Regions from separate parts of the Homo sapiens genome. Here all the other regions are linked to region 1. A link is a loop called in an ENCODE intact Hi-C map of the cell type or tissue named here. Cell type or tissue: heart right ventricle. All regions are shown on one strand. Links, peaks and the distances in the headings refer to the core of each region. The heading gives the core; the rest is flanking DNA. Region 1 holds the start of HSD17B6 (hydroxysteroid 17-beta dehydrogenase 6). Region 2 holds the start of ZBTB39 (zinc finger and BTB domain containing 39). Region 3 overlaps NEMP1 (nuclear envelope integral membrane protein 1). Region 4 overlaps LOC124902945 (a long non-coding RNA gene).

Evidence for each region. Peaks named below come from ENCODE experiments on the same cell type or tissue, not always from the same donor. Only the 100,000 strongest peaks of a DNase experiment are listed, where the experiment ranks them.
Region 2: a loop joins it to region 1, with 5 times the contacts of the local background. A loop is called at or near these places in 58 of 110 quality-filtered maps.
Region 3: a loop joins it to region 1, with 2.6 times the contacts of the local background. A loop is called at or near these places in 51 of 110 quality-filtered maps.
Region 4: a loop joins it to region 1, with 13 times the contacts of the local background. A loop is called at or near these places in 96 of 110 quality-filtered maps.

Annotation. Positions count from the first base shown.
Region 1 is chr12:56,759,751-56,767,643 of GRCh38, reverse strand. It overlaps HSD17B6 (hydroxysteroid 17-beta dehydrogenase 6), which reads right to left and starts at 4,320. Exons shown (of 5, transcript NM_003725.4): 1 at 4,230-4,320. In heart right ventricle, for the core only: a CTCF peak has its summit at 4,358 (motif pointing left); no DNase peak of the experiment used is centred there.
Region 2 is chr12:56,998,800-57,006,692 of GRCh38, reverse strand. ZBTB39 (zinc finger and BTB domain containing 39) reads left to right here and starts at 147. Exons shown (of 2, transcript NM_014830.3): 1 at 147-288; 2 at 1,732-7,857. The coding sequence starts at 1,776. The coding sequence ends at 3,914. It also overlaps a transcript of ACKR5 not described here. RefSeq lists silencers at 1-308, 329-478. In heart right ventricle, for the core only: CTCF peaks have their summits at 4,885 and 5,085 (motif pointing right); a DNase peak (open chromatin) is centred at 5,072.
Region 3 is chr12:57,051,582-57,059,474 of GRCh38, reverse strand. NEMP1 (nuclear envelope integral membrane protein 1) reads left to right here. Exons shown (of 9, transcript NM_001130963.2): 9 at 1-3,832. Among named protein-coding and RNA genes, the nearest start is that of MYO1A, 5.4 kb to the right of the region's middle. In heart right ventricle, for the core only: no CTCF peak of the experiment used is centred there; no DNase peak of the experiment used is centred there.
Region 4 is chr12:56,983,901-56,991,793 of GRCh38, reverse strand. All of the region lies in intron 2 of LOC124902945 (a long non-coding RNA gene), which reads left to right. It also overlaps the pseudogene LOC390332. Among named protein-coding and RNA genes, the nearest start is that of ACKR5, 6.6 kb to the left of the region's middle. RefSeq lists a cis regulatory region at 1-640. In heart right ventricle, for the core only: a CTCF peak has its summit at 4,083 (motif pointing right); a DNase peak (open chromatin) is centred at 4,073; H3K4me3 peaks cover 375 bases; H3K27ac peaks cover 1,634 bases.

The DNA of each region.
Region 1 (7,893 bases), core at 1,604-6,603:
ATATTAATATAATATATATGTTATATATTAATATATGTATGTGTATATATATAATATATATACACAATAGAGGGTATATGCAATTATTTTGTTTTTGTTTTTTTTTTGTTTTCGTTTTGTTTTGTTTTGAGAGGGAGTCTCGCTCTGTCCCCGGGCTGGAGTGCAGTAGCGCGATCTCGGCTCACTGCAAGCTCTGCCTCCCAGGTTCACGCCATTCTCCTGCCTCAGCCTCCCGAGTAGCTGGGACTACAGGCGCCTGCCACCACGCCCGGCTAATTTTTTTTTTTTATTTTTTAGTGGAGACAGAGTTTCACCGTGTTAGGCAGGATGGTCTCGATCTCCTGACCTCGTGATCCTCCCACCTCAGCCTCCCAAAGTGCTGGGATTACAGGCGTGAGCCACCGCGCCTGGCAGTGTATGCAATTATTATGCCCACTTTTCACATGAGGAAACTGAAGCACAGATTAAGGCAAGAATTAAGTGACTTTTCCAAGGTGAAACAGAGTGAATAGTAGAGACAGGATCAACTCCAGAGTGTTCACCTGCAGAAGCCTTGCATCTAACCACTGCACTACACTGCCTTTCCCTTTCAAGACCAGCCTGGGCAACATGACTAAGCCCTATCTCTACTAAAAATACAAAAATTAGCTGATTTTTCATGGTCAGGCCATGGCCTACGTTTGCCCCTTGGCTCCTGTCTCTCACAGCCAGAAGCCATAGTTTAATCCTTCTGACTACCCAATTTGAAGCACACGCTTCTCCGTTCACTTCTGAGATGCTCTACTCCCGTTCTCCTACAGCAGTCACAGACAGCGTCCCTTCCCCTTCACCCCTCCCAGCTCCTCCTCTCCCTTCTCTACCCTAAATGCAAGGACTCCTCAATGCCTCTTGATTGGCCTATCACAGAAGCTTTCTCACTAACCCCACAGTGTCACTCTCACTTCCCCTCTCATCCACATAGGGCTGTCTGGTTAATTTCCCTAAAGCGCAGCTCTGCCGATGTCACTCCCTGAATAGCATTCAACCTACTGAAAATCTAAATCTAAAACCTTAGTTGTACAAGGCCCTCCATGATTGGATCTTGACCTTTTCTCCCCCTCCTCTTTCTCACACTGCCTATGTTCCATCAAAACCAAAGAGCTTTAAAATGAAGGAAGTATGATTTGCTGAGCCTTGGAGGACAGATGGTATTTGACATGCAGAGATTGGGAACCAGGGCATTTCAGGCAAAGGGAATAGTGAGAGCAAAGACCTGGAACATGGCAAGTACAGAGCACTAATAAATGGAGATACCAACAAGACTACTCTGGATGATTCCGACTACCTTTTGTCACACGCGTCCCAGTGAAGAGATCACCAAACAGGCTTTGTGTGAGCAACAAGGCTGTTTATTTCACCTGGGTGCAGGCGGGCTGAGTCCGAAAAGAGAGTCAGCAAAGGGAGATGGGGTGGGGTCATTTTATAGGATTTGGGTGGGTAGCGGAAAATTACATTTAAAGGGGGTTTTTCTCTTGCAGGCAGGGGTGGGGGTCATAAGGTGCTCAGTGGGGGAGCTTCTGAGCCAGGAGAAGGAATTTCACGAAGTTAATCACTCAGTTAATGTGGGGCAGGAACAAATCACAGTGGTGGAATGTCATCAGTTGAGGCTATTTTCACTTCTTTTGTGGATCTTCAGTTGCTTCAGGCCATCTGGATGTATACATGCAGGTCACAGGGGATGTGATGGCTTAGCTTGGGCTCAGAGGCCTGACACCTTTCCTTTTCTTTCTTTCCAAGAACCTCTCTGCATGAGCTTTCCTGCCCCAACCCTGATTTTGTGGATAGTATAGAATCATGAGGCTGGGCACAGTGGCTCACACTTGTAATCCCAATACTTTAGAAGGCTGAGGTAGGCGAATTCCTTGAGGAGTTCGAGACCAGCCTGAGCAACATGGCAAAATCCCATCTCTACAAAAAATACAAAAACTAGGCAGGCATGGTGGGGAGTGCCTGTAGTCCCAGCTACTCTGGAGGCTGACACGGTGGGGGGAGGGGGTGGGAATCACTTTAGCCTGGGAGGTCGAGGTTGCAGTGAGCCATGATTGCACTACCGCACTCTATCCTGGGCAACAGAGCAACACCCTGTTTGGAAAAATTAATAAATAGATAATAAGAAAAAAAAGGATTGGTTTTTTGTGTGTGTGTTTTTGTTTTTGTTGTTGTTTGTTTTGAGACGGAATCTTGCTCTGTCGCCAGGCTGGAGTGCAGTGGCGTGATCTCAGCTCACTGCAACCTCTGCCTCCCAGGTTCCAGCGATCCTCCGGCCTTAGCCTCCTGAGTAGCTGGGACTACAGGCATGCAACACCATGCCCGGCTAATTTTTGTATTTTTTAGTAAAGACAAGGTTTTACCATATTGCCCAGGCTGGTCTCAAACTCCTGACCTCGTGATCCGCCTGCCTCAGCCTCCCAAAGTGCTGGGATTACAGGCGTGAGCCACCGCACCCAGCCTAAAAAAAAATTTTCTTAAATAGAATCATGAGGCCAGGCATGGTGGCTCATGCTTTTAATCCCAGAACTTTGGGATGCGAGGCAGGCAGATCACTTGAGGCCAGGAGTTCAAGACCAGCCTGGCCAACATAGCGAAACCTCGTCTCTACTAAAAATACAAAAATTAGTCAGGTGTGATGGCGGGCGCCTGGAATCCCAGCTACTCAGGAGGCTGAGGCAGGAGAATAGCTTGAACCTGGGAGGCAGAGGCCGCAATGAGCTGAGATCATGCCACTGCACTCCAGCCTGGAAGACAGAGTGAGACTCTCTCTCAAAAGAAAAAAATAAAAAATAGAATCATGAGCATAGACTCTGAGGCCAGATGGCCTGGGTTCAAAATCAGGCTTCGAGATTTACTTGTTCTGCAGCCTTGAGTAAGTGAACTGGCCTCTGTTCCTGTGTGCTCGTGTTCAAAATGGGAAAAAGAAACCTCAGTGATTTATTGAGAGGGTTAAATAAGTTAATGCATGTAAAGCAATACATAATTGTTAGATATTAGTATTATTTTGGGTAGTTGTTGTCTTATTATTGCCATATTGCCTTTCTCCCTGAGCCCTGTCTCTTCCCCTGAGCTTTCATAGAAGGAAACTGTGCCATGGGAATGTGCATTATCTGGTGCATTACACCACCACTTTTCTACAGTATGCATAACTCCACATATTGCAACATCCTTAATCATTTCTATCAGCTCTTTATCACTATTTTGGGCCATGCTCGTGCACCTTAACTTCCTTCTGTCTCAAGCGAGGACCTCTCTCTCTGCAATATAATACATGGCAAAGTAAGAAGTAGCCTTTATTCCCTTCTTTGGTTAAAATCTTCAGACATGGGTTTGTCTATAAACTCCAGTCAGCTTAGTCACTGATCCTAAGAGCAAGTCTGTAAACAGCACATGGCTCCCTGAACTGATCCACCATGACATTCTTTTCTTCCCACTTGGGCATACAGGCTAAGTATTCCTCAAGTCAATAATTGTTTTTTCTTTTCTTTTTGATTTTCTTTTTTTTTTCTTTTTTTCTTTCTTCTTTTTTTTTTTTTTTTTTTTTTGAGACACGGTCTCACTCTGTCATGTAGGCTGGAGTGCAGTGGTGCAATCACAGCTCACTGTAGCCTCGACCTCCTGGGCTCAGGTGATCCTCCCACCTCAGCCTCCCAAGTGGCTGGGACCACAGGTGTGCACCACCACACCTAGCTAATTTTTTGTATTTTTTGTAGAGACAGGGTTTCATCATGTTGCCCAGGCTGGTCCCAAACTCCTGAGTTCAAGGGATCCTCACTCCTCAACCTCTCAGAGTTCTGGGATCTTGGCCCAATCACAGAAGGCCCCTTTCCGCTTACCCAAAGTTTCACAAACTTACCCAACAGCTATCAGCATTAACCATTAAAGAGCTTGTTTCCCCCACTGCCGAGAATCCCGTTTTCAGAGGATACCCAGAGTCCCTATTTGTAAGTATGAAATCACTCCCAACTTGTAACCAGTACTCTCCCAAACTTCATGGGAGTAAAGATCAAAAAAGCAGAGCAAGCAATCGTGACAAAATTTCTTTCACGAATCAAAGTTGAAGGATCTTTTAAGATGATAAAAAATCATAATCAAAACCTGTCTCCAAACAGACCATATCCCATATCCCCTACACACACACACACACACACACACACACACACACACACACACACAACCACCCTTACCCACCTACATACCGGACTTGCTTAGGAAGAGTCCAGTCCTAGAGACTTGAAAGGACTTCTTTGCAGACCAGGCAGCAGTCGGCTTCCTCCTGCCCCAACTGCTGCCCACTCCAACCTCTGCATTGCTCTTATAACACCTCCCTCTTGTGGTAAGAGTCCAGGCTGCTTCACTCCCTCATAGGGTTCTCACCAGTGTCATCCTTGATCAGCTGCAGAATCAGATCTGTTACTACCAAAATGAAAAACAGAAAGAAAGAAAAGAGCTGCCCTGACCAGAGAGTCTTGTATGCTCCTCAGCCCCCATCCTCTAATTTTTTTTTTTTTTTTTTGAGACAGAGTCTCGCTCTGTCACCCAGGCTGGAGTGCAGTGGCATGATCTCGGCTCACTGCAACCTCCACCTCCCGGGTTCAAGCAATTCTCCTGCCTCAGCCTCTGGAGTAGCTGGGGTTACAGGCGCCTGTAAAAATTTTTGTATTTTTAGTAGAGATGGGGTTTTACCAAGTTGGCCAGGCTGGTCTCGAGCTCCTGGCCTCAAGTGATCCACCTGCCTTGACTTCCCAAAGTGCTGGGATTACACATGAGCTGACGCACCCAGCCCTCTATTTAATTACTGAGACAGGGTTTCCCTCTGTCACTCAGGCTGGAGTGCAGTAGCACAATCTGGGCTCACTGCAGCCTCGACCTCCCAGGCTCAAGTGATCCTCCCACCTCAGCCTCCAGAGTAGCTGGGACTAAAGGTGCACGCCACCATGCCCAACTAATTTTGAGTTTTTTTGTTTGTTTGTTTGTTTGTTTGTTTTTTGTAGAGATGGGGTTTCACCAGCTTGCCCACACTGGTCTCGAACTCCTGGGCTCAAACGATCTGCCTGCCTCAGCTTCCTAAAGTTCTAGGATTACAGGCGTGTACCACCGTGCCTGGTCCCATCCTCTAATTTAAACTGGAATATTACAATGCAAATCCCCTGCTGGAATGGGGTCAGAGGGCAGGTTGATTTTAGCAAAGCCCACTTCTTAAGACTGCCAACCTGAGATCAGCTGCTGCAAGCTGGGGCTGGCTCAGTCACCTTTCTGAAAGAACTGCAGCTGTTTCATAGCTTGAGCCCTGGACCTAGGGTTGTGTGTGTGTGTGTGTGTGTGTGTGTGTGTGTGTGTATATATATATATATATATTTTTTTTTTAAGTAACAGCTTTATTGAGGCATAATTCACATATCATACCATTCACTCTTTTGAAGTGTACGATTCAATGGGTTTTAGTATATTCACAAGGTTGTGCAACAATCATCACTATCTAGTTTCAGAATACTTTTATTATCCCAAAAGAACCCCATACTCCTTAGCAGTCACCTCCCATTCTTTCCTCCCACACCCCACTCCTGGCAACCAGTAATCTACTTTCCATGTTTGTGGATTTGCCTATTCTGGACACTTCATATAAATGGAATCACACAATATGTGACCTTTGTGACTGGCTTCTTCTGTTTAGCATAATGTTTTCAAGGTTCATCTATTTATCAGTACTTCATTTTAATGTCTGAATCATATTCCATTGTGTGGCTATTCCACGTTTTGTTTATGCATCCATCAACTGATAAACATTTGGGTTGTTTCTGCTTTTTTGTGTTATTATGAATAATGCTGAAACGAATATTTACATACAGATTTTTTGTGTGGACATGGGCCTTCAATTCTCTTGGATATATGTACCCTAAGAGTGAAATTGCTGGGTCAAATGATAACTCTATTTTTAACATTTTGAGGAATTCCCAAACTGTTTTCCAAAGAGGCTGCACCATTTTACAATCTCACCAGCTTCATATGAGGGTTCCAAATTCTCCACATGCTCACCAACACTTATTATCTTTTTTTTTTTTTTTTTTTTTTTGAGAGGGAGTCTCACTCTGTCACCCAGGCTGGAGGACAGTGGTGCAATCTCACCTTACTGCAACCTCTTCCTCCTGGGTTCAAGTGATTCTCCTGCCTCAGCCTCCTGAGTAGCTGGGATTACAGGTGCATGCCACCACACCCAGCTAATTTTTGTATTTTTAGTAGAGACGAGTTTTCGCCATGTTGACCAGGCTGGTCTCAAACTCCTGACCTCAAGTGATCCACTCACCTCGGCCTCCCAAAGTGCTGGGATTACAGGCATGAGCCACCGTGCCTGGCCATATTATCTTTTTTATTTTAGCCATCCTAGTTGGTATGGATTGATATCTCACTGTGGTTTTGATTTGCATTTCCCTAATGATTAATGATGTTGAGCATCCTTTCATGTGCTTATTGGCTATTTGTTTGTCTTCTCTGGTGAAATGCCTATTCAAATCTTTTGCTCATTTTTTGTCTTATATTAAATGTGACGAGTCACAGTACGACCCCGTAGTAAAATCGTACTTAGGGAGAATCACAACAGTACCTCAAACTCAACACATTCAAAACTAAAATGATGATGATTCACTGCAATCTGGTCCTCCTCATTTTCATGTTATTTCCTATCTGCATATGTATTCAACAAATTTAATAAGTGCTTAATAGATGCCAGGCAACTCCCTTCCATCCAGTTGCCCAAGTCTGAAACCTGGGAATCATCCTAGACCCCTTCCTCATCCCCCATGTCCAATCAATATTAATTCTACCTCCTTAAAGTCATTATGTCCATCCCATCCCTTCCATCTCCACTTTACTGCCTTAGCTCAGGCCATCAGTATTTCTCACCTGGTTTCCGGCAACAGTCTGCTAGGATTGCTCCACCTCTGGTTTCTCTCTACCCTCCTATTTGCCCTCTACAGGGCTCCAGAGTTTATTTATAAAACACAACTCTGAGGCCGGGGGCGGTGGCTCACACCTGTAATCCCAGCACTTTGGAAGGCCGAGGTGGGAAGATCACTTGAGCCTAGGAGTTCGAGACCAGCTTGGCCAATATTGCAAAACCCCGTCTCTACACAAAATACAAAAATTAGCCGGGTGTGGTGGCACATGCCCATAATCCCAGCTACTCGGGAGGCCGAGGTGGGAGGATCACCTGAGCCTGGGAAGGTTGAAGCTGCAGTGAGCCATGATCATGCCACTGCACTCCAGCTTGGATGACAGAGACCCTGTCTCATAAATAAACAAACAAACAAACAAAACACAACTCTGATTATGTTTCTACTCTGCTTAAAACCCTTCAATGAGCCAGGAATGGTAGCTCACATCTGTAATCCCAGCACTTTGGGAGGCCAAGGCAGGTGAATCAGTTGAGGTCAGGAGTTCGAGACCAGCCTGGCCAACATGGCAAAACCCCACCTCTACTACCAATACAAAAAAATTAGCTGGGAATGGTGGCACATAACTGTAATTCCAGCTACTAGGGAGGCTGATGCATGAGAATCGCTTGAACCCAAGGGTCATCGCTTGAGCTGAGATGGCGTCACTGCACTCCAGCCTGGGTGACAGAGTGACACTCTGAAAAAAAAAAAAAAAACCCTTCCATGGCTTCCCATTGTCTTCACACAAATCCAAATTCCTATGAAGGAACAAGGCTTAATGTTGTGCTTTAATGTGAATCTGCCAATCCTTTATTTCAAGCAGTCTGCAAGGAGAAAGCTAGAGCCAAAACATGTATAGCCTTATGGCTAACAAGAGAACCTACACAATATTTATATTGGCAGATTGCTTATCTAAAGTCTGGTAGGTTAA
Region 2 (7,893 bases), core at 2,894-7,893, 240 kb before region 1:
CCCTCGCGCAGGTCCTGGACCCGGCCCCGCCGTGGGGGGGCGCTGCCTCCTCCCGGGCGGCGGGGGGCGCTGCGGCCGGGCGGCGGGGGGCGCTGCCTCCTCCGGGACGGCGGGGGGCGCTGCGGGCCGGGCGGCGGGGGCGGCCCGGGCCGTCGCGGCGAGCCGCGCGGCGGATGGAGAGTCTGGCCGCGGCCGGCGGCGCCGCCTCCTCGTCGGGCCGGGCACGGCGGGCCGGGGCCTTTGTGTGAAGCGGCGGCGGCGATGGTGCTCGGGGCGCCGCAGAGCCGGGTAAGCGCGGCCAGGCCGAGGGCTGCCCCTGGCCGAAGCCCGACCTTCGGCCCGGCATTTATCTCGCTCTTGCTGGGGTCCCTCTTGCCCGCTCCCTTCGGCCGGACCCATCCTCCCCGCCCGCGCGCCGACCCCGGCCGGCCCCGCCGCCCCTCGCTTGGCCCCTTATTCAGCCCCATGCCCCCAACAGGCTCACCCGGGTGAGCCCCGCGCTGTTTGTGGAGGGACTGAGGCGCTCGTTGCCTCCAGAGGGAGCGCCCCAGCCGATGCAGCGCCCTTCCCTCCCAGATGCGACTCCGGAGGGGAGACCGCGGCGCCCGGGGATTGTTGGGGTGTCCTTGGAAGTTCCCAGCTTCCCCCTCTCCCACCCTCTCCTCTGGCTGCCCAGTGCTCCGACCCGCCCATCGTTCAGGGGTGGCCACCAGGGCCCGGGAGATGCTTGGCCGGTACCCCACAATACTTAGACGCTTCCTGGGCCCCAGAAAAAGTTGGGAGTTGTTAGAATCTGGAGAGATGGAGAAAGGGGCTGTGTTGGGCAGAGTTGTGAGACTGAACAGGGATGCAAGTAGCTCTTCTTCCTTAGTCGTGCAGGAGTCAGAAAGGGCAGAAAGTGGTAGTGAACAAGCCTCTAGGAGTCTTACCTGTATAATTAGAAGTCTTTCTTGCGGCATCAAGTAAATCTGTTAGTGCAGGGACAACAAAATATAAACCCCGAAAAGGGTGGCGAAAAAGAATACAACATATTAAAGTAATATTAAATACTACCACAGTTGTGTTCTACTTTTCTTACTGTGCATTCTGAGTGTTTTAACTTCACAGAATACAGGGACTGTGATAAAGCAATATCTGGAGGGGCTCTGGGTTATCGAAAGGCCAGAGAGCGGGTATGTAGTATAGGCAGAGAGAGATGGGGATTCAAGAACGTGAGATTTATTTGGAGATTATTGAGAGGTTGAAGACACAGCAATGACAAAGCTAAAAAACGGAACCACCTTATATGTTCCTCAGTAGCTAGTGGAGCTTTGATAGTTGTGTTCAAGCATGTGCATGGTATTTGGCATCATGAGGGAAAAGAATATGCTCAATGAATTAGGAAAGCTTGTATTTGGGAGGAAATTAATAGGAGAAAAATTTGATCCAGTGGCTCTGGTAATGAAGTATAAGATTGTGTCCAAGGGAATGCCTCTGGTTCGTCTCTAGGCACCAGCTTAAAACCAAGCTATCAGATTGTCATCAGTCGTTTTGGTTTTTGTCATAACTCTTTGAGTATATACAGGGGGAGATGTCATTGCCTTGTCATAATGGAGGAACTCTCCATGCCAGTTTACTCCTGATCCCTACCTGGGGCTTGGAAGCATTCAGAGTGATGGTATTTTCTCCTGCATAGCCCCTCTTTTGCACGGATGTGTTTGGCCATCCATCTTTTTCTCTTGCTATCCACAGATTAACTGTGCTGATAAGGAGGTAATTTCATAGGAGCTGCTAAGATGGGCATGAGGATCAAACTGCAAAGCACCAACCACCCCAACAACCTGCTGAAGGAACTCAACAAGTGCCGGCTCTCAGAGACCATGTGCGACGTCACCATTGTGGTGGGGAGCCGCTCCTTCCCGGCCCACAAGGCTGTGCTGGCCTGTGCAGCTGGCTACTTCCAGAACCTCTTCCTGAATACTGGGCTTGATGCTGCCAGGACCTATGTGGTGGACTTCATCACCCCTGCCAACTTTGAGAAGGTTCTGAGCTTTGTCTACACTTCAGAACTCTTCACAGACCTGATCAATGTTGGGGTCATCTACGAGGTAGCTGAGCGTCTGGGTATGGAGGACCTCCTCCAGGCCTGTCACTCTACCTTTCCTGATCTGGAGAGCACTGCCAGGGCCAAGCCCCTGACCAGCACCAGTGAGAGCCACTCTGGTACCCTGAGTTGTCCTTCGGCAGAACCTGCCCATCCCCTTGGAGAACTCCGAGGTGGTGGGGACTACCTTGGTGCTGATAGAAACTATGTGTTGCCCAGTGATGCTGGAGGGAGCTATAAAGAGGAAGAGAAGAATGTTGCCAGTGACGCTAACCATAGCCTGCATCTGCCGCAACCGCCCCCACCACCGCCAAAGACAGAAGACCATGACACCCCTGCTCCCTTCACGTCCATTCCTAGCATGATGACCCAGCCACTCCTAGGCACTGTCAGCACGGGCATCCAGACCAGCACGAGCTCCTGCCAGCCATACAAAGTTCAAAGCAATGGAGACTTCAGTAAAAACAGCTTCCTCACCCCTGACAATGCAGTAGACATTACCACTGGGACCAACTCCTGTCTGAGCAATAGTGAGCACTCCAAAGATCCTGGCTTTGGGCAGATGGATGAGCTCCAGCTCGAGGACCTGGGGGATGATGACTTGCAGTTTGAAGACCCTGCTGAGGATATAGGCACAACTGAGGAGGTGATTGAGCTGAGTGATGACAGTGAGGATGAGTTGGCTTTTGGAGAGAATGACAATCGGGAGAATAAGGCCATGCCCTGCCAGGTGTGCAAGAAAGTTCTAGAGCCCAACATTCAACTGATCCGGCAGCATGCTCGGGACCATGTGGACCTGCTGACGGGCAACTGCAAGGTCTGCGAGACCCACTTCCAGGACCGAAACTCCCGGGTAACTCATGTCCTGTCCCACATTGGTATTTTCCTTTTCTCCTGCGACATGTGTGAAACTAAGTTCTTTACCCAGTGGCAGCTGACCCTTCACCGACGGGATGGAATATTTGAGAACAACATCATTGTCCACCCCAACGATCCCCTGCCAGGGAAGCTGGGTCTCTTTTCAGGGGCAGCCTCCCCAGAGCTGAAATGCGCTGCCTGTGGGAAAGTATTGGCCAAAGATTTCCATGTGGTCCGGGGCCACATCCTTGACCATCTAAACTTGAAGGGCCAGGCCTGCAGTGTCTGCGACCAGCGTCACCTTAACCTCTGCAGCCTCATGTGGCACACGCTGTCCCATCTCGGCATCTCAGTCTTCTCCTGTTCTGTCTGTGCGAACAGCTTTGTGGACTGGCATCTTCTAGAGAAGCACATGGCTGTGCACCAAAGTCTGGAAGACGCCCTCTTCCACTGCCGCTTGTGCAGCCAGAGCTTCAAGTCAGAGGCTGCCTATCGCTACCACGTCAGCCAGCACAAATGCAACAGTGGCCTTGATGCACGGCCTGGTTTTGGGCTGCAGCACCCAGCTCTCCAGAAGCGGAAGCTGCCAGCAGAGGAGTTTCTGGGTGAAGAGCTGGCGCTGCAGGGCCAACCTGGGAACAGCAAGTATAGCTGCAAGGTCTGTGGCAAAAGATTTGCCCACACAAGCGAATTCAACTACCACCGGCGGATCCACACGGGGGAGAAGCCATACCAATGTAAGGTGTGCCACAAGTTCTTTCGAGGCCGCTCGACCATCAAGTGCCACCTAAAGACACACTCGGGGGCCCTCATGTACCGCTGCACAGTCTGTGGGCACTACAGTTCCACCCTTAACCTCATGAGCAAACATGTTGGTGTGCACAAAGGCAGCCTCCCCCCTGACTTCACCATCGAGCAGACCTTCATGTACATCATCCATTCCAAAGAGGCGGATAAGAACCCGGACAGTTGACTGGGTCCCGGCAGAGCCACGGGGAGCTCCCAAGCAGCAGCCAGGATGCTGATATCTAAGAGGTGTTGGTCCCTCCCCAGCTGAAGTTATAATTTTGCCTTGGTAGGAATTCTGTTCTGTGTTGTGTTTAAAGAAGAAAAGAAGAAGAAATAGCACATAAGCTGTTACTGTTGTTGAGAAGCAACAGCCCTATCACATTTACCTCCATACCTGTTCTTGCCCATGCAGGGCTATGTTTTTCATTCTTTTGAGGCTGGTTTTGGGATCTAGTCAAGCAGTTGGTGTCCACTAGACCCCCTTCCCCAGCCTCTCTAGTTTTAGTTTACTGATAGGTTTTATGCTGCTAAGAATCCAACCAACAGCCTCACTTAACAGAGGAGGTAAAGGGAGGTTTTCACTGTGGGTGTTACTGCAGGCCTCCAACTGGGATGACCAGCAATGAGAAAGATTTTGGGAATGTGATCATTCAGAAAAGACAGGTCAGCAGGGCAGTCCCCTCAGGTTCCAGCCCTCAGCAGGGACAAGACATCAGGGATGTTGGTGTCTGCTTATCTACAGCCCTAATCTGCTGATTGAACAGTGAAAATCTTTTGGCAGCTAGATCCATACTAGGCACAGAGCTTTCTATTTAGGTCAGAAAGCTTTGGGATGAACCCCTGCCAGCCAGAAGGGGTGTCCTGCAGTGCCACCAGAAGTGGCAGCCTGGATGGACAGGAGAGGTTTCTCTTTTCTCCTCATTTCCAAAGAAACAGGATTTTATGGAGTGATGGCCCGGGACGTCCGGCCTTCTGTGGGGCAGAGAGGATAGGGAACCACTTTGATATAGTCATCTGTTTTGGCCACTTCTGTTGGCCATGAGTGTCTTGGTGGAGAGGTGGGGATGTATCTGACAGCAGCAGCCTTGCCTTAATTTATATCTGGTCTCCCGTCCAGAAGTGTTTGGCCCGTGGTGTAGATGAGCTGACTCCATGAAGTGGTGGAGTGGCAGACCGCGAGCCCTTCAGGATTAAAGGGACCTGAGTAACTGGTGGTGTGTAGCAGGGTGTGCGTTCTGACTGTCTGTCCTAGTCGGGTAACCTGTTTACTTTGTGCTAACAGTGCCGGAGCTTTGTCAGCTCACCTTTGACCTGCTGGAATTTATCCTGATCTGTCGTTGCCATCACCTCCAGGGGGCGCTATTGGATGGCAGCTGGTTCAGGCCCTCCGTGGGTGGCTGCAGAGTGTGCCGGCACAGCCCACGCAGCTGGTTAGCTCCACTCTTACTTGGTTTTCTAAGGGGCTTTGCCCAAAGAAGTCTTGAGGGATAGGGCCCTCGATCTTGCATACTTGTGAGGTGCCACCTCAGTAGCTCATACTACCTCACCCTGCTCAGGTGAGCTCTGGGAGTCCCTGGCCTCAGCCCTGGCACTGCCCCTGGTGGGATTCAGCAACACCCCGGGCTGTTTCACAAGCAAGTGGTTTTCATTAACTCACAAAGCCTTTTTGGACATTAATATTTATTTATTTTTGTTTTTGTATACACATTACCCAGCATCTCTTTTGTATAAGAGACTTTAGGAAAATGAGTTTCTCCCCAGCAAGTAGCCATATTCCAGAGAACAGCCTTGACCAGAGATGTGGAGAACCAGGGGTATAACTAAGGGAAGACATGTCAAGCCCTTAAGCAAATTCTTCTTCTCCAGATTGTCTCTAGCATAATAAACCCAGGGAACACTTTAGGCCATGGGTGTATGTTCTATAAAGTTCGGGACAGTTAAATTCCAGGCCTTTCATCCCCCTTCCTTCCTGTGATGGAGTAGATTGGGGACAGGGTTGAGGGGAACAAGTGACATGAATGACCTATTTGCACAGTTTGGAAGCCTCCTGTCTTTATTTATATTGAGATGTCAGACAAACCAAAGCTCCATCCTTGTTGGACCTGCTGCTTCTCCCCAGCCCTGAACTGATAAAGCCTCAGAGTTGGAGTGCCTGGCTCTCTGGTGGGGTGACCATTAGATGAAGGGACTTGTACAGTGGCCAGTTTAAAGGTCCACCTTTGACCATCTAAACCCACCTTGTTCAGTGTCCTCTGAGGACATCCTCATCAGGAAAGCAGTGTTGAGACTCTTCATTGCTGACTGGCTTCTCCCTTTCTTACTCACACTGACCATTAGAATTTAAGAAGGAAATGTGTAACAGACTACAGTCAAGTGTCTGCTACATTTTCAAGCATGAGCAATCCCTCCCAGACTGTTGGTGAGGACTGATTTTTGAAATGCTGGTGTGAGAGAGGTGGTAATTACAGGAACCAGCCGAGTGGCTGAGAGCAGATAAATGTGCTGGAGAAACCTTTTTCCTTAACAGAGGGCATCATGGATGCTGGGTGGTCTGTGTACTTAACCTGAAACTGTGAAGTTTTCCCTTTTTGCCAGTAAACCAAAAAGCAGATCCTTGAAACTTGGCCCTTGAAACACGAAACAGAAAACTGCATCCCCTGATCCCCCGGGGGCTGATCAGATTGATCAGGGTGGCTCAGTTGGTCCCAGTCAGATACGTCATAGGATCAGTAGCTCATGAGATTTGTTGACCAAACCCTCTCCCTGTTGGTGACCCCTGTATTCACACCTGAACTTCCCGTTTCCCCCCACCCCACCAAAGTCATGTCTGCTTCCTCTGCCTCCAGCTCACCCTCTTCTGAATGGTTTTGCTTGAAACACTATATTGTGGCAGAGGGCACCCTGGGATACCTGGTAGAAGGTATTCATTTTATTTTGCATTTTTAATTGTTTTGACTTTCTGTTCATTTGATTTTGTTGCTCCCTCTCTCCTGGAACCTAGTTTACTACTCTCTTCTGTGTTACTCTGAAGTTCTGTTTAAGCCTTGAACATCCTCTTCTCCCATTTTCTTGGTATGTACTCAGGACCAGCTACATCATTTGTGGAGCCCTCTTATTCATAAATTATTAAAAATTTCAAGGTGGTGGTCATAGAGCATTAAACCAAATATGAGGCCATTCCCAACTTGTTTTCCGAGGGGAAAATGGTAATACTTGTGTGGCACCCGGGGTTAAACAGCAGAGGCTCCATGTGGCCAGAGGCAGAGATTAGTATCCTGGCACTCCAGTGACCCACTGGGTGACTCACTGATGCCACAGCACCCGCTAGGAAGCTCTGCTGAACCTTAGTATTTGGTCCTAAATTTTATGACTCCATGGAGTTCCCGTAGTCCATGGCTAGTTAGGAAGAAAGGAGGTGGGATAAGGGTCAGGCCCAGGTGACCCCTAAGAACCAGGAGATGGGTAAAAGTTTTTTTTTATATTCTGCTTTTCTGATCTGTGAGTACCTGTTTGTCTCCAGGCCAAACCTTTGGGCTTAAATATCTTTTTCCTAGACAGGTTTTTGCTAGTGTTGAATTTTCTTCTTCCTCTGGCCTCCTTCTGTGCCCCTTTCCCCAAGCCCAAGACTGCTTAACTTCCAAAGCAAATTCTAGATAGACACTGTATTTATTGGTATGGGAGTGGGCTCTATGGGGTGGTCTGCACCCATCTGGGACTCTTTTCCCTAAATCCTGCACCAAATGAGTCAGGAGGCAGGGTGCACAGCATTAGTTTCAATGTGGTTATGCATCATAAGCTTAACATCAGAATGAAAATGAAACTCGATTTTGATGTTTCTTTAAAACCCTTCCCCTGTCCAATCCACTCGCCGCCCCCACCTTGAATAGCTAAAGTCTCTTATGAAACAGAGAAGAGTTGTTGACGTCTAACTCCTTCCATTAAATTAATAAGTACTGACCTCCTAATATTTAAGTGTTTACTATCTATTGCTGTAAAGTTTTGTATATTTTGTAAACTTTTTTCCCCAAATAGTAGATGTCTAAAATCATTGTACATCTGATTCTTTTATATTCCATTGTTCAGCACAAAGTGTGGTTTTTATTTAGAATAAAAAAAGAAATTTGAAATGAGAGTTCTCTTCCTACCTACTATGAATATGCTCA
Region 3 (7,893 bases), core at 1,437-6,436, 290 kb before region 1:
ACTTCCAGAGAGAAATCCACAAATCTGAGCCTCCTTCACTCCAGCTTTTATTTCAGTGACTTTAGAATAATTATTGATTTAACTGTTTTGGGAGGAAAATAGATTTTTATTGTTTTGTTTTTTAAATGAATGTCTTTTAAAAAACATAACAAACTCATGTTCCAGAACCAGCAAGTGCTCCAGAGTGACACACCCCCTAGGCCCCTACATATTTATTAATATGGATTATCCATTAAAGCCCCAGGAGCTGTTGTTTTAAGCTTTGATTTAGTTCTCATACATATGATAGAAAGTCCTATTTGCCTTTAGGAACATGCCTGTAGGCTCTTCTGCAGGTGAGATGTACTGGGCTTTTTATTATATTCAACTTTCAATTCCATCTTAAAAAACATTTGTATTCTTCTCTTCCCATTCTTCCTTACCCTGCCTTTGCCCTTTCAGGAAGGGTCAGTTCCCTTACCTGTGAACTATGTATGTTCAGAGTAGCATTATTCCTGCTAGCTAGGAGAAGTCATCTTGTTTAGGGGATTTGGATGCTTTTTATACGTTCTCCATTTTCCTGTCATTGGGTCATGTTATCTTTGAGTTGCTATGAAATCAGGAAACTGTCTCCTTTTCCTTTCCCTTCCTTTGTCTACATGCTCTGTCCATTCCTTTCAGCCTTTTCTCACCACCCATACTCCCCCAAATCTGGGTAATTTTTAAGCCTTGAAACTATGTAGTTTCTTGATACACAATTTGTAGTTATGCAGCAGCCACAATTTGCATTGCCAGGAAATAGGCTCCAGGTTATCTTCATGCCTCTGGGTGCTCATTCAGCTGTCAAGTTTCCATGAACTTACACTTATTTATGATTGCGTTTCTGACCTGAGATGTATGCTGCCTGTTATTGCAGTAGCATTAGTTTCAGATTCTTTTGCCATTGCAAAGTACCCCTTATAAACCAGCAATGTCATCTGTGAGGAAGCAAATTCTCAAGTGTCTGTCATTTACTTGGTTCTTTTTCTTTGTGGTCTTCACCCTTATACCCTGGAAAAGTCTGTAATTACCTTAGCCAGGAAGATAGATGGTCATGGCAAGCGCACAGCACCAGACTTACTGGCTCACCAAGATGATGGAAAAAGGCAGATGATTTTTTAAAAAGCCGTAATGACTCCTTTAGACCAGCCATTTAGCGTGGTAATTTTGAAAGGCCTAGCTCCATTGCAGACTTCCAAAGGGTCAGCTCTGAGACTGCCCTCCAGGTGGGCAGTTGATTATTTCCACCAGTGTTTTCCAGAGCCTTAAACTGTCCTAAGTGACAACTACCTCAGTTGGCAGGAAAGAGACATATAGTAGAAAGTGAAAAATGAGCAGTATTTGGGCAGATGCTATGGGTTACAGTTGAAGGGTAAAAGGAACTTTACATTGGGAAACCTTTATACCCTTGTGAATTATGTACATGGTAAAATGTTCTCTCTCTACAAAGAACTATTAAAACTTCTGAAATATACTATTTTTTACCTTATTTATAGAAATTGAGACCTAGCATATTTAAGCATAAGTTTATTTTAAAAAATAATTCAACTCGTGCAAGTGGTCTCAGGATTCTCTGGAGATTTTGGTGCCTCCCCTACTTAGGGAGGTGATAGCTTGCCTATAAGGGTGACTTTTCCTGATCATGTCTTTATTTCAATGAGAAAGCACTGTGAAATTGTGAAAGATTCTCCTCTTTCTCTGTTTAATAAACCCCCATGAAATATAGTTTCCATCTCTAGACCAGTTTTTTTTCCACCGTGTTTAGACTTGAGGTGAATAAAATCAAACTGTTTTTTACTCCCTATCTGGTAGTTGGAGACCTGAGCTGTAGGCAGTGGAGATGGCAATTGGTTCTGCAGCCTGAGAGTTGCTCTCACACAGTGAAGGACGGTGCTGCTCTGGTGTGCTGTGTGTCCTTGCCCTGCCTGCCTGTGGCTCTGCCCAGATGCTTCAGATCCTCTGTGTTCCGGAGATTGCTTGACTTCAACCTTCTTTAGGAGCTGCTCTTGTCTCCCTCTTGGCCACTTAGTTTGCTGGCTCAGTCACTACTTGAAGACCCCATTTAATTTTTCTCTGGCAGTTATAGCTCTTGTGATTTCAGTACAGTCTCATCTCTCAGACCAATCTCATCAAGAAGGATTGAAGGGATAACTATGAGGTAAGCTGGACATTGGAGCCGTGTTTGCTGCCACGTCAGCGTCTTGCTGGGTGAATGTCAAGCCATAAATGGGCTCCAGGGCTCTGGATCTCATCAGCATTGGAAATCTATTGCCTCTCATCAGTCTGACCAAATTATGTAGAGCATTAATGTAGAGACTCCCATTAATGGGAATACAAGAGGCAGCTGGCATAAAACATTTCTTTCACTTTCCTTTCCCACTCAGATTGCTTCAAGAGACCAACAGAACACAGGGATCAAAAACAAGGAAAATTTAGCAACTTCATTACCTTCTAATAAGTAATTCCTGTTAGCCACTGCATCCCACCAAAACTAGTTTATTTTTCCCCTCAAATTCATGATTTTTACGTCTGTTACAAAGGGAATTTTGCTGATAGCTCTTTGGGTCCCACTGTTCCATTTTATGCTAATAGATTCCATTCTAGGGCCCAGCCGTCTCTTGACTGATGGTGTTCCCTTTAACCCTTGGCATGTATAATAGAATTTTGGTGAATGAAAGAACCCAAATAGGCCAGATAGTCCCCCCAGGCCCTGATATCCATAAAAGGCTTGGGAATGCATTATGTAATTGTCCTTAGTCTTTTTGTTGTTTTAGAAAAAAAAAACAAGATGGGCTCAGATGGATGCCTACGTAAAAATGGTTCCTAGCTGTGTACTCATAACTTTTCTTTGAATTGAGTAGTGAAAGGAAGGAGGAGGAAAGGAAATTAAATGTCCTTCTAGTATTCTCTGGACTCAAGTCTGACATATGAGATAATAACCTATATTGAAATGCCAAGAATTGTATCTGAAACAAGAGAACAGTTTGACACATTTATCATGCCTTCATATTACATATTAACTGAAACCAATTAATAAACATATGAAATATCCATTGCACAAGGCAAAGGCACCTAAACCTTTTGTTTCTTTTTCTACATAGCAGAAATTGATTTTTTTTTTATTTTTTTAGGGGAACCTATATAATTATGACCCAGTGATGTCTTTTGGTGACTTAAGCTTATGAATTCAGGTTACAATTGAGTTGATTCTAGATGGTTACTACCTTGAAAAGGATGTTGGTGCCTTATGTGACACGAGCCAGAGCCTGCTGGGAATAAACAAAGCAGATTCATGCCAACACCAACTCGTAGCTTTAGTGGCAGATGGGAGTGGTCACAGACTCCCAAAATGTGGGGCTTTGGATTTCCACACCATCCCACGTGTGTGTCATCTTCCTCTTTCACACTCTTGATGATAATTTGAAAATGGTGAAATCACCTCTGAATTTGCCTATAGCATGAGCACATTCTTATGACAACATAACAAATAGTTCATAATGTGAATATTAGAAACTGTTACAGCCTGCAGTTACCATAATTTTCCATGTTTGTGGAATTGATATTGAAATAGCAGGGCTAAGGAATTACTGGCAAGTTTTAGCCTGTGGGTAATACCTTAGGGTTATTTAAATATTTGTAATTTTATTTAAATGTTCATGAATGTTTGAAAGGAACAAAATTATCAGGGATGGCTCTTTGCCATGGGTCTTATTTTCACCCTCTTTTCTGTAAGAAAAAAGAACAATGTCTTAATGTATTTTTAAAGTTTTTGGTATAGTTTCTAATTCCAATTTTAATAAAAGTTTTATAGATATATTGTGGTCTTTCTTAATGAACATAATATTTTCTTGTTTGGATTTCTTGTTTTCAGGTAATCAGCAATTTACTCCTCAGTTTCATCTTTCTAATGAGATGGTTTTGCATGCCACTGATTTCCCTTTTTTTCTTAGCCACCCCTTCCTGTCCCGAGTCTGTACTGGTCTACTTTCATCCTTGGACTGGATGATTTCCCAGGATGCAAAATCTCTAAGGGGTATTCTTGCAGGAGCAGCAGGTTGTACTACCATGCTGTCTCATAGAAAAGCAAAATACAGGTTATTCTTGGCCCAAGGAACTACTCTGATTATATTTTAGTTCTTTTTTTTTTTTTATGGCATAAAGTATCTCTTTTGTTTGTCCATTGGGATGGGGAGAAGACCTATGGCTCCAGCTATGGGATCCCTACCAAGAGCTCTGTATAGGGTGGAAGAGAGAGTAGGGCTGTAGTGAGCCTTATGTGTATTGAATAAAAACTTAAATTATGTCTAGGCCCAGCTTCTACCATAGGAGTCTGGTACCTTTCATTTTATGTATTGGCTACCTTCTTTGCTCTGGGAATCCTTTGTAATATTCATATTAACTCTGTACCTATGTTTTTTCATCTCATTAATTAATTATTATTATTATTATTTGAGACAGTCTCTTCCTGTTGCCCAGGCTGGAGTGCAGTGGCATGATCTCGGCTCACTGCAATCTCTGCTTCCCGGGTTCAAGTGATTCTCCTGCCTCAGCCTCCCGAGTAGCTGGATTACAGGCACCTGCCACCACACCCTGATAATTTTTGTAGTTTTAGTAGAGATGGGGTTTCACCACGTTGGCCAGGCTGGTCTTGAACTCCTGATCTCAAATGATCTGCCCGCCTTGGCCTCCCAAAGTGCTGGGATTACAGGCATGAGCCACTGCACCCTGCCTATTTATTATCATTATTATTTGTTTTGTTTTGTTTTTTGAGATGGAGTTTCACTCTGTCACCCAGGCTGGAGTGCAGAGGCGGGATCTTGGCTCACTGTAACCTCCGCCTCCTGGGTTAAAGCAATTCTCCCTGCCTCAGTCTCCTTAGTAGCTGGGATTACAGGCCCCCACCACCATGCCCGGCTTTTTGTATTTTTTAAGTAGAGATGGGGTTTCACCATGTTGGCCATGCTGGTCTTGAACTCCTGACCTCAGGTGATCTGCCCACCTCAGCCTCCCAAAGTTCATCTCAGTTATTTGGACTACATGGAAATCCATTGTCTATTTTTTTTAAGACAGAAAGTTGGCAAAGTAGGAAGAAAACAGGATGTAGAACATAAGTAAATTTATGTTAATGTACACTAATGACATCTTTTCTCCTCTTCCTTCCATAACTACCACTAGGTAAATAAGAGACATAGGTGATCGTTAATGGTTGAACTAATAAAAACTTAAAGCATAATTGCTAGATGTACATCATAGAGTTATAGTGAGGATAAAAAAACATGGTAAGTGATGAGCATTTTTTCATGTGTAAGTTTTGGCTGCATAAATGTCTTCTTTTGAGAAGTGTCTGTTCATATCTTTCGCCCACTCTTTGATGGGGTTGTTTGTTTTTTTCTTGTTAATTTGTTGGAGTTCATTGTAGATTCTGGATATTAGCCCTTTGTCAGATGAGTAGATTGCAAGAATTTTCTCCCATTCTGTAGGTTGCCTGTTCACTCGGATGGTAGTTTCTTTTGCTGTGCAGAAGCTCTTTAGTTTTATTCGATCCCATTTGTCAATTTTGGCTTTTGTTGCCATTGCTTTTGGTGTTTTAGACATGAAGTCCTTGCCCATGCCTATGTCCTGAATGGTATTGCCTAGGTTTTATTCTAGGGTTTTTATGGTTTTAGGTCTAACATTTAAGTCTTTAATCCCTCCTGGCCACCAGAGAAATACAAATCAAAACCACAATGAGATACCATCTCACACCAGTTAGAATGGCGATCATTAACAAGTCAGGAAACAGCAGGTGCTGGAGAGGATGTGGAGAAATAGGAACACTTTTACACCGTTGATGGGACTGTAAACTAGTTCAACCATTGTGGAAGTCAGTGTGGCGATTCCTCAGGGATCTAGAACTAGAAATACCATTTGACCCAGCAATCCCATTACTGGGTATATACCCAAAGGATTATAAATCATGCTGCTATAAAGACACATGCACATGTATGTTTATTGCGGCACTATACACAATAGCAAAGACTTGGAATCAACCCAAATGTCCAACAATGATAGACTGGATTAAGAAAATGTGACACATATACACCATGGAATACTATGCAGCCATAAAAAATGATGAGTTTATGTCCTTTGTAGGGACATGGATGAAGCTGGAAACCATCATTCTCAGCGAACGATCGCAAGGACAAAAAACCAAACACTGCATGTTCTCACTGATAGGTGGGAATTGAACAATGAGAACACATGGACACAGGAAGGGGAACATCACACATTGGGGCCTGTTGTGGGATGTGGGGAGGGGGGAGGGATAGCATTTGGAGATATACCTAATGTTAAATGATGAGTTACTGGGTGCACCACACCAACATGGCACATGTATACATATGTAACCTGCATGTTGTGCACATGTACCCTAGAATTTAAAGTATAATTTAAAAAAAAACATGGTAAGTTGGGTAAAGCAGTTCTCCAACTTTAAAGTGCATGGGAATCACCTGGGGATCTTGTTAAAATGCAGATTCTGATTCACTAAATCTTCAGTGGTGCCCAAGAATCTGCATTTATTTTTTTTTTTAAGAGACAGGATCTTGCTCTGTTGCCCAGGCTGGAGTGGAGTGCAGTGGCACACTCATAGCTCAGTGCAGCCTGGAACTCTTGGGTTCAAGCAGACCTCCCAATTCAGCCTTCCAAAGATTCTGGATTTCTGGTAAGCTCCCAGTTGATCAGATGGTGCTGGTCTGTGGACCTCATTTTGAATAGCAATGATGTAAAGCACTTAGCTTGTTGCCTGGCACATCTTAGTCCAGTCTAAGTATGATAAATGTTATTAGTACCAGATAGTTTATGAGAGCCGAGAAGACCCTCTACCACCAAATGTCTTCCTCACCATATCTGAAAATAGCTGCCTTTTTATTGTGTAACATCTTTTTAAAAGTTAGTACCTGTGGGAAGATTAATGAGTGAATTGGCTTAATCAGATTGCTGCCTTCCCAATTTGTCAGAAATCAGCACCAAATGATTTGGAATTTTTTTTTTTTTTTTTTGAGACGGAGTTTTGCTCTTGTTGTCCAGGCTGGAGTACAATGGCGTGATCTCGGCTCACTGCAACCTCCACCACCCGGGTTCAAGCGATTCTCCTGCCTTAGTCTCCTGAGTAGCTGGGATTACAGGCACCCGCCACCATGCCCGGGCTAATCTTTTTTGTATTTTTAGTAGAGACGGGGTTTCACCATGTTGGCCAGGCTGGTTTCGAGCTCTTGGCCTGAAGTGATCGGCCCGGCTCAGCCTCTCAAAGTGTTAGGATTACAGGCGTGAGCCACTGCACCCAGCCTAGAATTTTTTTTTTTTTTTTGCCAGTTTTATTGAAGTACGATTTACATAACAATATAATTTGCCAGTTTTAAGTGTACAAATTTGCTGAGTTTTGACAAATGGAGACAGTTGTATAACCACTACCACAATCAGGATATAGACCATTTCTGTAACCCCAAAAAGTTCCCTCTTGCCCCTTCCATGGTCTAGAAATGTTAATGGGGGAAAAAGGAAGGTGATTTAGGAGTCAAAGTAGAGGAAGACTAATACGCTCTGGTTGCTTCAGTTTTGCCTAGAAAGCAGGAGATTAGAAAATCCCAGCTGACTTGGATGTGTATTTCATATCTTGTTAATTTAGGCTGACCCACTGGCTCCAGTTTGCCTGGGACTTTCCTAGTTTTAACACTCAAATTCCCATGTCCAGAGAACCCCACTGTGTCCCACAGGCGGATCAGTACAGTTGGTTGCCCTAGCTGTGATGTTCATGTCATTGTTCTTACACCTGAGAGTGCCATCTCATTTTAGAGTCACTTTTCTCGTGAGTAAGCACATAGTAGGCACTCAGTT
Region 4 (7,893 bases), core at 1,865-6,864, 220 kb before region 1:
TGTCTCCTGGGTCTCTGAATTGTCCTTCCCATATGGAGACATCCCCCCTGCAGCCTCACCTCTACCTGCTGCCTTCTCCCACCTATTCCTGTCACCCAATGTGTATTTGTAGAAAGAGGAAGTGATGGTGGTTCCTTCTGGCAGAGGCTCAGAGGGAAAGCTCCTCCCTCAGGAAGAAATAAGTGATAGCTCTGCAGTTTTCATGTGGGGCTTTTTAGGGGGTGGGGTGCAGCTGGAAAGAGAGAGACTGGGAGGAAGAGAAAGAGGGAGGAGCAGGAGGCCAGGCTCCTCGCCAACCTGGGCAAAAGGAGCAGGCCAGCAGCTTTGCCCTATGCAGCAGAAACAGCAGCAGTGAAACAATTCCTGGAAATTTACTCTTTTTCCTCCCCGCCCCACTTTTTTTCCCCAAAAAAGTGTAGACAAGATTTTGCGATCAACAATCAGAAAGGAAGGAAGGTACCAGGGAGGAGGTATTGGGAGGCAGAGATAAAGGCAGACGACTTTCCAGGGTCAGGTTAGGCAAAGGGCTGTGCTTGGACCCTGGCAGAAGGGGTGAGGCAGGCTGTCCCAGGGATCAACCCACGTGCCTGGCTTATGGGGTGGAGGCAGGTGCTTTGTGGACAGGTTAAGGCTGAGGGATTTGGCAGTAATTGCACTCGCGTCCACAGTGTGAACTTCCAGAAGGCCACTGAGTCAGGAAGCCAAGTCTAGTCGTGGAGGTTGTTCTGCCCTCCTGCCACCAGCTTCCCCAAGCTAGAGAGGAATCTGGTTTGCCCAGAAGTACCAGATTAGGAGCTTTCCAGGCTCCTCAAAGCCTGTGCCCCACTACCCTGTCCTTGGCTCTCTCTGCTCAGTTCTTCCCTCTTCACCGGCCCTTCACGAGACACTGTGGAGATAACACCAGTTTTTGAGTCAGACCTGTTTTTGACACTTTTTTCCACCACTTGGTAGCTGTGTGATCTTGGGCAGGTCACTTAACCTTTCTGAATCTCAGTTTCTTTTCTTTTGTTTTTTGTTTTTAAATATTTATTTGTACAGATTGATGTGGTACATGTGCAGTTTTGTTACATGAATAGGTTGCATGTTGGTCAAGCCAGGGCTTTTAGGGTATCCACCACAAGCATAACATGCATTGTACCCATTGACTAATTTCTCATCATCCACTCCTCTCCCATTCCCTCTTCCTTCCAAGTTTTCACTGTTTACCATTTCACTCTCCACATCCATGTGTACACATCTTTTAGCACTCACATTATGAGTGAGAACATGCAATATTTGATTTTCTGTGCCTCGATTGTTTTACTTAAAATAATGATCTCCAGTTCCATCCACATTGCTGCAAAAGACATAATTTCATTCCTTTTTATGGCCAAATAGTATTCCATTGTGTATATATACCACATTTTCTTTATCCTTTTATTCGTTGATGGACACTTAGGTTGATTCCATGTCTTTGCTATTGTGAATAGGGCTGTGATAAACATACTAGTGCAGGTGTCTTTTTAATGTACTGATTTCTTCCCCTTTGAGTAAATACCCAGTAGTGGGATTGCTGGGTCGAATGGCAGTTCTACTTTTAGTTTTTTGAAAAATCTGCATACTGTTTTCCATAGAAGTTGTACTAGTTCACATTCCCACCAGCAATGTCTAAGAGTTCTCTGTGCTCCACATTCTTGCCAACATCTGTTTTTTTTTTTATCTTTTTAATAATAGCCATTCTGACTGGGGTACGATGATATCGCGTCATGGTTTTTATTTGCATTCCTCTGATGATTAGTGATGTTGAGCATTTTTTCATATATCTGTTGGCCATTTGAAAAATGTCTTTTGAAAAATGTCTTCTTTTGAAAAATGTCTATTCATGTCATTTGCCCACATTTTAGTGGGATTATTTGTGGGGTTTTTTTTTTTCTTGCTCGAGTTCTTTGTATATTTTGGATATCTCCCCTGTCAGATGAATAGTTTACAAATATTTTCTCCAGTTCTGCGGGTTGTTCATTCTGTTGCTTATTTCTTTTGTTGTGCAGAGCTTTTTAGTTTAGTTAAGTCCCAGTTGTTTATTTTTGTTTTTGTTGCCTGTGCTTCTGAGATCTTAGTCATAAATTCTTTGCCTAGTCCAATGTCCAGGAGACTTTTCCTTATACTAGATAGTAGATTTTTCCTGCAATACTAGATTTTCTTCTAATAATTTAATAATAGTTTTGGGTCTTATATGTAAGTCTTTAATCCATCTTGAGTTGATTTTTGTGTCTGGTGAGAGATAGGAGTTTAATGTCAGTTTCTTAATATGTAAAGTGAGGATAATGATGCTTCCCTTACAGGTTATTATATGGGATACATGAGATAATATATACAAGCATGCTCCTTTTCCACTTCATGGGGATAAGGAAAAAGGAATCCCATCTTGTGGAATTGACACTGAGAGACCTCTCTAGTCCTATTACCACCAGCCATTTTTTTCCTCTCTGAATTAGATCAACATGAGCCTCCTCTTTTATTTGGCTGTCTTGGGTTGTGTTTTTTACATAGAAGGGTGGGAACATTCCCAAATGTCACTATGAATTACCACAGAGAAATGTAGTAATAGTAACAGCTGATGTTTATTGAATACGCACCATTGGCTAGACACAGTTGTAAGGGGCTTTATCCATATCACCTCATTTAATCCTCATAACAACTTCATGGAGTGGGTACTACCATCGACAAGGAAACTGAAGCACAGAAACTTTAAATAACTTGCCCCAGTCACACAGCTAGTAGGTCAATAAGCCCATATTACAAGGATTCTTGAGCTGGATTCCATGCAGCTAATGGTTTTAGGTGTGAACTGTATGAAAAGTATAAGCAAGTTTTTGATTGTTGTGTTATGTGGGGGGCTTATAACCTTCCTTAGATTCTCGAAGGGGCCCATGATGTCCAAAAGCTTTAAAAAAAAATGACCCTTGGAGAGCTTCTGCTAGACTGGGGTCAGGATAAAAACAGCAATGTTGGGTATCCACTTGTGTGGAGCTGACTCAGCCCTGGGAATTCTAGGAAATTTCTTGCATGAGGAAGGAGGTGTCTCCTTCATGAAGGCTGAGGGATTTGTAGGATGATCTCGGAGGGATTTGAAAAGGGGAAAGTGAATGTCTTTGCTTCCCATTCCCTATCTTTCACTAGATGAAGGACAACTGTTTCCTCTGTGATTTCCCAAGTGTGAGAAGGGAGGGTGTGACATCAGTCTAAGGAAGAGGAAGCTTGAAAAGACTGATAAGAGACTGGAAGGGCCCCAGGTACTATTAATATCCCTCTGCCGCCTACAGCACTAGCAGCCTCCCCGCATGCCGCCACCCTTCCCCCTTCCTTTGGTCTCCTATCTCTCCCAGCTTCTGTTTCTCCCTCACTCTCCCATCTCCTGATCTGCACCCCTCCCCCAGCCTCTCTGTAGATGTGGTAAGTCTCTTGTTGGTTCCAGATTTCTTCCGTTTCTGTTAACTTTTGTTGAGCACCTAATGTATGCTGGTCAGAAATTCTCCAGTGCTTCCCAAGACCCCATCTTTCTAAGTTTTCACCATTTTAATAAAGGCATATGGATTCTTAGACTCCCTGAAATTGGAGATGGGAGGACTTGACAAAGTCATCTTGATTCTCCTCCCTCGTTATAAAGATGAGAAAAATGGAGGCTTTAGGAAATCTCATATTGTCGCATGATGTAAGAAATAGTGATGAAAATGGAAAGCGAAGCCAGATGTTGCAGTGTCAGCTACCTCAACATTCCTTCATCTCTGCTAGAAGCTAGCACTGCCGGGGCTGGAAATACAAAAATGACTGGACTCAGTCTCGGAGCCCTCAAGGGGCTCCGAGTCTGTCAAACCTCTAGTATGCAGCACACTCAAGGCACCATCCATGTTGCTTAATTAACAGTAGTCCAGTCTCTTACCAGCCAGCAGTCTTGCTGTTTCCCTCCTTCTTGGAGGATCCGTGCAGGGAGATATGGGGGCTCCCCGATGCTGGAGAGAGTGGCCATTGGGATGAGCTGAAGAGCCTTGGCTGATCCCAGGCCGATGCCCACGTCGTGACTGCAGGGCTAGAGAAGAACCACCAGGGGGCGCGCGGCTCTTTGCTAGCCTCTGGTTTCTGCAGGAAACCTCTCCTTCCCCCTCCCAGTCCATCTCCACTTCTTCCTTCAATTAGGGGACAGAAATTGGGCAAACATGGACAGTGGGAGAGAGGCCCAGTGCAAATAAACCCTGGATTATTCTGTCCCACACCTACTCCCCCAGCTCCCTGCCCCTCTACATCCTGCCCACCAGTTATGAAATAGTTTCCTCGACCTCACACCGAGGGACCCTCCATGGACAGCAGAGGTCCAGTCTGTACCCCTTTCTGTAGTCTCCTGAGAAGGAGATCCCTCCTGTCCATCAACACCCTGATACAAACTGAAGTAATACCTTTACAGTTACTAGGGTTCATATCCTTCCCTGCTTGGGCAAGGTTTTGGACCACCATCCTCATTGTCCTTGTTCAAATGAGCAATGTTTTTAGCCTCTCAGTGTCTGAGGGGTCCAGATCCTGGATGTGGGCCCTGACAGGGGAGGGCAGAGGGCAGTGGAGCCAGCACCCAGGGCATATCAGGAGGTGAGCAGGTGAGCCCTGTGACACCTGCATAAGTCATTCCATTCCCCTTCCCAGCAGCCCTGGGTACTTCCTTCCTGTGGGTTCCAAGGCTCCATTCCCTTCTTTCCCCTTTCTTTACCTGTGAGGTTGGACTCTCCCTGTGGGTGTTCCACATCTTTCTGCCCCAGAAAACTACTGTAGCAGGAGGGGACTTGCTCTTGTTCACTTTTTTGCCTTCTCCTTCTCATCCTAGAGAGCCTGATCGTGCCCTACTTTTCTGGGGAGTGATTGATTCTGGATGCTGGGTGGGATGAGGAAACTCAGGCTCAGAGCAGGATTTCCACTGAATGTGCCTGGAAACCATGTGTAGCTTCCCAGTAAAGTCTGTTTTCTGGGAGACCATGGTCCAGGAGTGTTGGTATACAATGTGTGTTAGGCCGTTCTTGTGTTGCTATAATAAATACCTGAGACTGGGTAATTTATAAAGAAAACAGGTTTAATTGGCTCATGGTTCTGCAGGCTGTACAAGCATGCATCTGCTTGGCTCCTGGTGAGGCATCAGGAAGCTTATAATCACTGCAGAAGTCAAAGGGGGAGCTGATTTGTCACATGGCAAGTGGGAGCAAGAAAGAGAGAGCTGGGGAGGTGCCACACTTTTAAACAACCAGATCCCATCACAACTCATTCCAGTGTCTCCAGGACAGCACCAAGCCATGAGGGATCCACTACCATGACCCAACACCTCCCACCAGCTCCTGCCTCCAATATTGGGGAACGCATTTCAACATGCAATTTTGGTGGCACAAATATCCAAACCATATCACAAGATATGTAGAGACAAGTTCTGACCCTTGTTTGTAGATCAGAGTGGTGTGTTTCATGGTGTGTGTGTGTGGGCCCCTGTGTGGACACCTGAGTAGGCACAGCAAGGCAGAGAGGCATTGGTGGACTAGGGAAGCATTGCTGAGTAGTGATAACTACTCACTGGGCAGAGCTTGGGGTTTGCAGTTGCATGCATGAACACCTGCAAAGGCAGTTGAAAGAGCAGAGAGATGAAGCCAGGATAAAAAATGGTGCAGAAAGACAGTGATCAGAGAGGAAAGTGAGGACTTTCTGCCAAAATGCCTGAGGGCTTCCCTGCCTACCTCAGCCCTCTGTGTTCTTAAGTCCTCCTGTCTGAACAGAGGCCAGACTCTCACTTCACCCCAGCCCGTCTGGGTCTGTCCTCTGCAAAGCCATGTGGCTCTACCTGGCGGTCCTCCTGGGCCTATACTACCTTCTGCACTGGTACTGGGAGAGGCAGGTGGTGAGTCACCTGAGAGACAAGTACGTGTTCATCATGAGCTGTGACTCACGCTTCAGGAAGCTACTGGCCAGACAACTGAATGCACAGGCTTGCGGGAGCTGCATGTAGGACAGAGAAGGGGACCAAGCAGCTGAGGGGCCAGACTTCAGACAGGCTGGAGACGGTGACCATGGACATCACCAAGACAGAGAGCATTGCTGCAGCTGCCCAGTGGGTGAAGGAGTGTGTGGGGGACAGAGGGACCACCTCAATCCCTCCTAGTGCCTGTTTGTTTCTCTTCTCTCTGTGTCACTAGGGGAGACCTAGTGTCTGCTAACTGGGAACATTTCCAGGACTTTTATTTTCGGGGGCTTGAGCTTTCTGTTTTCCAAAGCAGAAGTCCTAGAGTGGTTGTGGCTGGGCCCAGGGTTAGAGGAGTCCAGGCTGTGGTTAGAGCCCAGTCTCTGGATAACGTTGGGTCCTGACGGTTGGCATGAGACCATCGGGGATGGGGCTGGGCAGGATCCAGGCTTCTGATCTCAGCATTCTCTTACTGGTTCCTTCACACTTGTCCCTGTTGAGGGCTTTAAGATGATCTCCGCTTGATTCACGAGGACACTGGGGCTTGGAGAGCTGAAGGGACTTCACATCAAACACCGAGTGATGAATCCTGTTCCTTTTGGGGAAAGGGAGATCATTGATTGCTTTGTTCTGATTGTAAATGGAAAACATGAAGAAATTATAGAAGAGGATAAGATTGGATAGATAGGAGGATAAGATAGGATTTCTCATTGGAGAAATCATAGAAGAGGATGAGAGTGAAACAACATTCCCCCTAATCCCAGCCTCCAGGGTTAATTTCCCTCTACTTTACACATTCTGGGGTCAGCATTTTCATCATCAAGTTTCTTCCCCAACATAACAATCAAGGTCTCCATATTCCAGCATGTGGAGAGGCCATAATTTGTTAAAGGGATTCTATATTGTTGAATGCCGAAGTTTGTTACCCACTTTTCCTGGCATAAATAACATCTCAGTAGCGATTCTCTACCAAGGTTTGTTGACAGGCTTAGCAGTGCTATTCAAGAAAAGTACAACTATTGAATCAAAGAATCCTCATTCCTTCAAGTCCAGGAAAGGTTTCTGAGTAGGGGAAGGGCCACCATTGCAGGCCTTATTGTTTTTCCAATATTCCTAGGGTCAGTCTCCGTCTCCTGTACCCCCCAGCCCTCACCCACTCACACCCCTGCCCCTGCTGGCCTGGAGTCCGTAGTTCTGTAGCTCTGACTACTCCAGATCTTTCATGCTATTAGTTTGCTCCCCTATGTCTTCTGTAGAGTCTTCCCCAAAGCTTGCTGGACCCTATGGGGATAGGGCAGAGGTGGCCTTATGAGATGGTGGGAGGAAAAGGTGGTACTTCCTGGGGCAGAGAGTGCAGTCTGGACACCTGTGTGGCATGAGACCTCTTTCCCTCCTCCCCTCCTGCTCTGGCCATTCAGTCCACAGTGAGCTTTGGGATTCCCAGGTACACAAGGTGACCTTTTCTTCCAGGACAGATATTGCCTTGACATTGATGCAGGTTGTAGCACAGCTTGTCCCCTGATGCCCAGTGCAGGCCTGCTCTCTAACTTCCCCTAGTCTTAGGATTTAAGTGTATCTCTCCTAAACAGGATGCAGAAAGTAATTACTCATGTGTTTTTCTTATTCTTTCCTTTTTCTTTTTCTCTTCTGTCCTTTCCCCTTGGTTTCTCTGTCTTAGCCCATTCCTGTCTTCCTATTTCCTGTCTCTGTCTCTCTCCCCTGGAGAGATATTTGTTGGACCCTCATTCTGTTTTCTCAAGTTCTGTCCATGCACTTCACAGCATTGGCTTTACTGCATGCTGGGTGCCAGGCACTAGGAGCAGAGATGGGAAGGACCACCCCTCACCCCCCAATACCTTGAAATGGGTGCAAACCTTGAAACTCTGAAGCCTCCCCATCCTTGTTTCCTCTCCTCCACTCCTTTCCCTTAT